2 separate regions of the Homo sapiens genome follow, and region 2 is linked to region 1. A link is an interaction called in ENCODE POLR2A ChIA-PET data of the cell type or tissue named here. Cell type or tissue: A673. All regions are shown on one strand. Links, peaks and the distances in the headings refer to the core of each region. The heading gives the core; the rest is flanking DNA. Region 1 overlaps ARID4A (AT-rich interaction domain 4A). Region 2 overlaps PSMA3-AS1 (PSMA3 antisense RNA 1).

Region 1 (4,404 bases), core at 128-4,127:
TGAATAAGCCAGTAAAAAAGGACAAACACTGTATGATTTCACTTATATAAAAGTACCTAGAATATCAAATTCATAGGTACAGAAAGTAAAACTTTGATTGCTAAGGGTTGGGGAGGAATGAGGAGTTACTGTTTAATGGGTACAGAATTTCAGGTTTGCAAGGTAAAAATATTCTGGAACTGGACGGTGGTGACACTTATGCAACGGTGAGAATGTACTTAATGCCAATGAAGTGTACACTTAAAAAGAGTTAAGGTGGCAAATTTTATGTTATATGTACTTACCACAATTTTAAAAAAAATTAAAAAAAAACAATTTGGAAATTTCATGACATTCACTAGAAGATTCCATTTACTACATGAAGGAAGTTTTGAAAACTGGTTTCTGAACTATAAGACAAAGCAATTTCACATTCTCTTTCATTAAATATGATTCCACCAAAAAATAAGACATAGTAATTAAACTTCTTTGATAGTGTGGTAAATTCCTTTCTCTTTCTAAAATTTGATAAATCCTACTATGTAACATCACTGGACACTGATCCAAATGCTAGATGACAATTCCTAAATAGACCTTATATATTAAAGGAAAGAAGGAGCAAAGTTGGAAGATACAACCAGCATACATGTACGCATCACTAGAGCTACACAGTGTGCTATAAAGTTACAAAGACAAGATATCATCTAGTTTAGGGCACAGGCACTATAAAGAGGTGATTCATTTATTCAACATCTATTTAATAAGCCTTTATTATGTGCCAGGCACTATTCTAAATGCGTGGCATCTGTCAATAAACGAAATAAACACTAATCCCTGACCTCGTGGAGTGTGATTCTAGTGTAGAGTGGGGCAAAATAGATAATCACAATAAACAGAATAAATAAGTAAATTACAGAAAGAACAACATCAGAGGGACTGAGAGTTCCAAAGAGAGGAGGCAGGTTACAATTTCAGATAAGGTGACCAAGACAGCCTTCAATGAGGTGATACTTTAGCAGAAGACTGGAAAAGGAATATCTGGGATTCATCCCAGACAAGAATGACTTGATCGAATATAAACAGAAAACAGAAGGAAGGGTTTTCAGGTAGAGGAAATAATATACAATATATTTCGAAAAAAGTAGCTAGCTAAGCAGCATTAAATACTGGAAAATAAACTAGGTTCACTGTAGTACTTTTGTGTATATATGAAAATGGCTATAATAAAAAATTTTAAATAATACTTAAACCAGATAAAACTAGTATTAAGAACTCACCCTCGGAGATTTTAATTCTATCTCTTCTCTTTCACTTTCACTGTTTGAATCGATATTTTCCTCAGGTTCACTCTTCACTTCTGTTAAAGGCATTTCTTGATCTAATTTGAGAGCCTCTTCCATTGATTCTTCTAAGTCTTTTTTTTCCTCTTTTACTTTTGGTTCATGGTGATGAACAGTTCTGAACTGAATATTTGCCGAACGGCAGTACTCCTCAAAACCATAGAGATACCTAAACAAACAATATTTCATTTAAGAAATCTTACAGTCTTTGCATCTAACTTGAATTCATGTTATTAAACACATTTTTAAAAAGTAAAGCCCAGTAATTTAAAAAAATTTTTGTTACTCTTTTCTGTGTTACTATTTTCTTGGTGTTTTAGATAGAATCATAAACAGAAAAACTGATCATAAAATGCCGTCCTGAGACGTCTGAGCTTGTGATAGCTAAACATAACTATCATAAGTTTTGATATGAAGGCTGTTCACCCCAAAAGATGTAGCTCTGTAATATGTATCATAATCGCAGACACTACCTGCATCCTGATTTTGGAAAGGAAATCAGGACAACATAAGAAATGGAGTAAAGCAGATTAGATGCGCTGAAATAACTTTCAATCACAAGTATCTGTCAACCTAAACCTTTTTATATACTTTCTCTAACTTTAATGTTTCTAGATTGATGTATTCTTGTTAACAAAGTAAATGGAAAATATTTCCTATAAATATATATTCTTTGATGAATAAACTATACTACTTACTTTCTATAAGCAGTTTTTACATTGTAGGAAGCAGCTGAATTCAAAATAGGAATGCCAAGGTCCATATAAATTTGCTTCCATACAGCACCACTATCAATCTGGAAAATTAAGTTTTTATGTTAACATTTGCAAAGGGAATTAATCTTTTTTTTTTTTTTTTTTTTTTTTTTTTTTTTTTTTTTTTTTTTTTGAGACAGGGTCTCACTCTGTCGCCCAGGCTGGAGAGCAGTGGTGCAATCAGGGCTCACTGCAGCCTCGACCTCCTGGGCTCAAGTGATCCTCCCACCTCAGCTTCCCGAGTAGTTGGGACCACAGGCATGCGACACCATGCCTGGCTAATTTTTGTATTTTCTGTAGAGATGGGGTTTCGCCATGTTGCCCAGGCTAGTCTTGAATTCCTGAGCTTAAGCAATCCACCCGCCTCAATCTCCCAAAATGCTGGGATTACAGGCGTGAGCCACCGTGCCTGGCCAGGAAAAGATCTTTATCCTAATATTCTATGTTCATTAAGAAAATGTATTTATTATCCAATGTGCATATAATAATGCAATATAAGATAACTTAACTTTTTACCACATCAATACATGTTTCAAAAAGCAATGTTATACTTACATTGTCACATCCACCCTGATGATAAACCAGTCTGAAGAGTTTGAAGAGATTGAGATCTTTATAGCCCAAAACAGGTGGTTTGTTGATTGGAGTACCTTTTCAATGTAAGTAGGTAGAAATAAAATGTTTATTCAAATGAGAAATACTAATTTGAAAACAAAGCGGTCAATTTCTAATTTCCCCAATTTCATTAATTAGAGGCACATATTTAAAGAGCCTTAAACAATGTAAAACAACACAAGATAATTCTCTTGTGTTGTTTTATATATAATAATTCTTTTTTATATGTTTTATATATAATAATATATATAATAATTCTCTCTTATTTATATAGCTTTGTGGGGATCTTCAGATTTTAGGTGTTATACTAATAAAGCTACCTCTTTAACTGCCAATGAATTGAGTAAAACTAAAGTAAACACTGCATGGTGTGGCCAACAATGTTGCTGGTTCAAGACGCTTGGGCATAGGGCTGGGTGCAGTGGCTCACACCTGTAACCCCAGCACTTTGGGAGGCTAAGGCAGGAAGATCACTTGGGCTCAGGAGTTTGAGACCAGCCTGGGCAACATGGTGATATCCTGTCTCTACAAAAATTAAAAGGAAAACATTAGCTGAGTGTGGTGGTGTGCACCTGTGGTCCCAGGTACTTGGGAGCCTGAGGTGGGAGGACTGCTTAAGCCCAGGAAGTGGAGGCTGGAGGGAGCCATGTTCACGCCACCGCACTCCAGCTTGAGTGACAGAGTAAGACTCTGTCACAAAAAAAAAAAAAAAAAAAAAAAAAAAAAGTTTAGGCATAAACAAACACAACAGAAAAGATAAGATTTATACCCTGGTTCCACTTTCACTACTTTGACACAAATGTTAAGACTGTTAGCAGTAATCTGAAGGATGATTTCTGAAGGCCACACAGAATGTTTAGGACCAATTTATCTTAAGATTTTCTAGGACTAACAAATGGCAAGGAGTATGATGGTTTATAATTGTTCTATTATTCTACCTATATTAGAAATCTCATCTTTTTCAGATAACGATTGGTCTCCTATTATGTTTAATTTGCTGAGAACAAGGATCAGGCTAGTTTATCTAGTTTATTTGCCACAAATATAGCATTAGTAATTAGTGGGTATGCAGATTAACATAACTGGTCACTTTCTATTTCTGAAATATCAGAATATTCTTTAGCTTTGTAAGTGACAGGGAAAACTAAATTGTATCAAAATATTTTCTCACTTGTTTCTATGTAAAATAGGTATGAACAGTTTAATTCCAAATATTTTACTACTGTCAGGTGTAACTGATTCTAGGATTTATTTAAAATCCAAAACTAGACAGTCATGATGGTTCACAGCTGTAATCTCAGCACTTTGGGAGGCAGAGGTAAGAGGATCACTTGAGGCCAGGAGTTTGAGACCAGCCTCGGCAATATGGCAAAACCCGTCTCTACAAAAAATAGAAAAATAAAAAATTAGCTGGGTATGGTGGCACGTGCCTGTAGTCCCAGCTACTCGAGAGGCTGAGGCAGGAGGATCACTTGAGCCCAGGAGGTCAAGGCTGCAGTAAGCCAGGAGCAAATCACTGCACTCCAGCCTGGGCATCAAAGCAAGAACCTGCCTCAAAATAAATAAATAAATAAAATCCAAAACTGTTTATCTGCAATACTAACAAAAACAATGCATATACCTAGAATGTAAACATGAAAAAGAAATGACTACTTTAAAATAATGAGCATGAAAATACCTCTGTCTTCCATAAACTTATAAAGCTGCTGGAGGAA
Region 2 (4,404 bases), core at 283-4,282, 70 kb after region 1:
AGTTCAGTGTAGACATACAAGTATATGTATACACATCTCTTTTTTACTTTTTTTTTGAGGCAGGGTCTCACTCTGTTACCTACACTGGAGTGCAGCAGCACCATCTTGGCTCACTGCAACCTCTGCCTCCCAAGGTCAAGCAATTCAACTGCCTCAGCCTCCCAAGTAGCTGGGACTACAGGCGCCTGCCACCATGCCCGGCTAATTTTTATATTTTTAGCAGAGATGGGGTTTCACTCTGTTGGCCAGGCTGGTCTCAAACTGCTGACCACAAGTGATCTGCCCACGTCGGCCTCCCAAAGTGTTGGGATTACAGGCGGTAGCCACTGTGCCCAGCTTGTATACACGTTTAATAGACCTTGCCAGTGATTTTTAGTATCTGCTTTTCTCACTGGGGAAAGAACTATATCTGAACTTTTTAAATTTTAGTCTTCCTTGGTGATGTGATACATCGTAGGCATCCAAATGTTTGCCTTGAATTTTTACTGCTATCACTTGGTTGCTACTGACACCCAAACCAATCAGACCTACTAAATATCATATATTATTATCTTTATACCTGTAATTTTCCTATACCATTTCCTTTTCTCTAAATTATCAGAATTTTCTTCGGTGCTATCTTAAGAATAATTCCCTTATATTATATTAATCTTGAATCCCATTGACTTTTCCTGAAAAAAAATTAACTCCCATTTCCACATGGATCTTAATAGTTCAACTCTTTATTTACATGAATTTTTCTCAAAACTTTGTGATTCCATGTAGTAGAAATGAAATATAAGTCCAAATGATACACTTCAAAGACAAACCCAAGATACATGAGTAAGGAATCCTGCTCATCAACTATCTTTATATGTTAATCACATTATACTAGTATTTATTTCAAAGAGATATATGGACTGGAAGGATACACTTTATAATAGAGTACCTCTTGAAGGGGTTGAGTGGTCAAAGAAGGAATATTACTTTTATTTGTAATGTTTTAATATTTATATGAGGGACAATAAATACATAGGTACATATGAACATACCACATAATTTAAGTACCTACATTGCAAAAACAATGGAGGCTGGGCAGTGGCTCACACCCATAATCGCAACACTTTGGGAGGCCGAGGTGGGAGGATCACTTGTCATGACTTGAGACCAGCCTGGACAATATAGATACAGCGTGTTTCTTCAAAAATTTTAAAAAATTAGCCAGGCGTGGTGGTACATGCCTGTGATTCGAGCTACTCGGGAGGCTGAGGTGGGAGGATAGTTTAAGCACGGAAGATTGAGGCTGCAGTGATCTTTGATCCTGCCATTGTACTCCAGCCTGGCAACAGAGTGAGACCCTGTCTCCGGAAAAAAAAAAAAAACACCATGGAAGCAAGCAAAAAAAAAAAAATTCCTAAAATAGTTATTCCAGGTTGTGGGAATATGGATGGCTTTCTTCTTTGCCCTCTTTGTTATTTTCTTTGTTATTGTTGTTCAGATGGAGTCTCATTCTGTCGCCCAGGCTGGAGTGCAGTGGCACGATCTTGCCTCACTGCAAGCTCCACTTAGATTGAAGCAGTTCTCCTGTCTCGGCCTCCTGAGTAGCTGGGATTACAGGTACCTGCCTCCACACCCGGCTGATTTTTGTATTTTTAGTAGAGACGGGGTTTCACCTTGTCGGTCAGGTTGGTGTCTAACTCTTGACCTCGTGATCTACCTAGCTCAGCCTCCCAAAGTGCTGGCATTGCAGGCGTGAGCCGCCACGCCTGGCCTTGTTATCTTTTTTTTTTTTTTTTTTAAACTTTATACAGGCAAGGTCTCGCTATGTTGTCCAGGCTGGAGTGTAGTGGCTATTCACAGGCACTTTCACAGCACAATGCAGCACTGCTCAAGCAATCCTCTCACCTCAGCCTCATGAGTAGCTGGGACCATAGTTGGACACCACTACACTGAGGTCTTTTGGTTTTTTTTTCTTACTTTTTTTTTTGGTGGTGGTGGTTTAGTTTAAGCAGCAACATGCGAAAAGGTATCTTTAAAATTCACCCCAGTTTAAAGGAGGGTAAGATATAATTTAGTGGTTTTATAAGGAAACGGCTTCTCAGAATATTTTGTAAAGGGCAAGAATCACGTTTTCTATTTCATGTGTCCTTTAACAGTTCTAATAAGCAATTAATGTTTATTATGATTGAGGTATGCTGGGTGCAGTGGCTCATGCCTGTAATCCCAGCACTTTGGGAGGCCTAGGTGGGTGGATCACCTGCAGTCAGGAGTTCGAAACCAGCCTGACCAACATGGTGAAATCCCGTCTCTACTAAAAATACAAAATTAGCCAAGTGTGGCGGTGTGTGCCTGCAATCCCAGCTGCTTTGGAAGCTGAGGCAGGAGATTGCTGGAACCCGGGAGGCAGAGGTTGCAGTGAGCTGAGATTGTGTCATTGCACTCCAGCCTGGGCAACAACAGTGAAACTCGGTCTCAAAAAAAAAAAAAAAAGAAAAAAAAAAAGACCAGGCGCGGTGGCTCCCTAGCACTTCGGGAGGTCGAGGCGGGCGGATCACAAGGTCAGAGTTTGAGACTAGCCTAGCCAACATGATGAAACCCCGTCTCTAGTAAAAATAGAAAAATTAGCGCCCGTAATCCCAGCTACTCGGGAGACTGAGGCAGAAGAATCTCTTGAACCCAGGAGGACGAAGTTGCAGTAAGCCAAGATCGTGCCACTGCACTCCAGCCTGGGCAAGAAGAGCAAAATTCTGTCTGGGGGGCAGGGGGAAGAGGTATATTTTTTGGATTAAAATGGAATGCTTTCCTCAAACTGTTAAAATTAGGTAGTGTTACAAGTTTAAAGAATAGGTTTAGCCAGTGTGATTATTGCAGTGTAATAAAAAGGATCCCAGGTGGCACACATGCTAGTGTGGTGCCCAGATGCTCAACTGAAGTGAAGGATAACATGCGTTTCAACATTTTCTATATACTAGGCAGTTTTTCTTAAGTCTTGGTTTATTGTGATATAATACAGTAAAATTTACTCTTTATACGTATGATTCCATTAATATTAACAAATTTAAACAGTCTTACAGCTAAATACAATCAAGATACAGAACATTTCCATCACTACAGGAAGTTGTTTTTTGCTAATTTAACTAAACTTCTTACCATGCTCAACCCCCCACCCCCACCCTGAGAACCACTGCTTTGTTTTTCTGATCATATAGTTTGGCCTTTTCAAAAATGTCATACAGTTGGAATCATATAGTATGCATGAATCATGTAGCTGAAGTTTTCATTTCACTTAGGTAAACACCTAGGAATAGGAGTGCTGGGTTATACTCTAAGTGTTAAACTTCATAAGAAGCTGCTAAACTGTTTTCCAAAGCATCTGTACCATTTTCCTTTCCCACCAGCAATAAAGCATTCATTAGTCTACGTACTCACCAGTGCTAGTGTGGTCAGAATGTATAGTTTTAATTATACACATTATAATAGATGTAGAGTGGTATCTCATCGTGATTTTGCCTTTTCCTAATGAATATCTTTCCTTACATATTTGTCATTAGTGTGTCTTCTTTAGTAAATGGTCCTATTGTTTTGCCCATTTTTAAAAGTTGAGTTTTCATATTGTTCAATTTCGAGAGTTCTTCATATATTCTGGACACAAGTCCTTTGTCAGACATGTGATTTGCAAATATTTTCCCCCAGAGTTTTTCCTGTCTTGTCAGTCCCTTAATAGTGTTTTTAGGAAGGAGAACAGCTGCTTTTAATTTTGATAAAGCTTGTCAATTGTTTTTCTTTTATGGATCATGCTTTTGGTGTAGTATCTGAGAACTCTTTCTTAAACCAGTCACACATGTCTTCTGTTTTCTTTGAAGCTTTACAGGTTGAGGTACATTTTGGTCCATGATCACTTTTGAGCTACTTTTTATATATAGGTAGTATAAGATATGGTTTGAGGTTTTTGTTTGGGGTTTTTTTTCTTCCTGCATATGAATGTTCAGTTGTTCCAGCACCATTTGTTGAAAAAACACTATCCTTTCTCTAGTAATTTGCTTTTTTACTTTTGTCAGTTGACTATTTGTGGGTCTGTTTTTAAACTCCATTTTATATTATGTCTACATTATGAACTTTATAGTTAGTCTTGAAATTAGGTAATGTGGGTCTTCTCACTTGTGCTTTTCAAAATTGTTTTGGCTCTTCTAATTCTTTCACTTTTTCCATATAAATTTTAGAAACAGCTTATTGATTTCTACCACTTTCCCCCAAAAAGCCACTTGGGAATTTGACTAAGTTTACATCGAATCTAATAAATGATTTTGGAGAGAAGTGGTATCTTAGCAATACAGTCTTTTCTGATAACACTTCCTGTTTTAGTTCTTTTTCTCATTTAATAATTTTCCAACATTAAAACCTTGGACAAATTTAGATGTGTATCTG

What was found. ChIA-PET counts read pairs that join two places held together with the same protein. Peaks named below come from ENCODE experiments on the same cell type or tissue, not always from the same donor. Only the 100,000 strongest peaks of a DNase experiment are listed, where the experiment ranks them.
Region 2: POLR2A ChIA-PET joins it to region 1 with 5 read pairs; 7 of 35 experiments call an interaction of 5 or more read pairs at or near these places.

Annotation. Positions count from the first base shown.
Region 1 is chr14:58,344,731-58,349,134 of GRCh38, reverse strand. ARID4A (AT-rich interaction domain 4A) reads right to left here. Exons shown (of 24, transcript NM_002892.4): 12 at 4,368-4,404; 13 at 2,630-2,724; 14 at 2,018-2,115; 15 at 1,257-1,488. Among named protein-coding and RNA genes, the nearest start is that of ARID4A, 48 kb to the right of the region's middle. In A673, for the core only: no CTCF peak of the experiment used is centred there; no DNase peak of the experiment used is centred there.
Region 2 is chr14:58,275,239-58,279,642 of GRCh38, reverse strand. The region is part of intron 2 of PSMA3-AS1 (PSMA3 antisense RNA 1); the gene reads left to right. Among named protein-coding and RNA genes, the nearest start is that of LINC00216, 11 kb to the left of the region's middle. In A673, for the core only: no CTCF peak of the experiment used is centred there; no DNase peak of the experiment used is centred there; H3K27ac peaks cover 962 bases.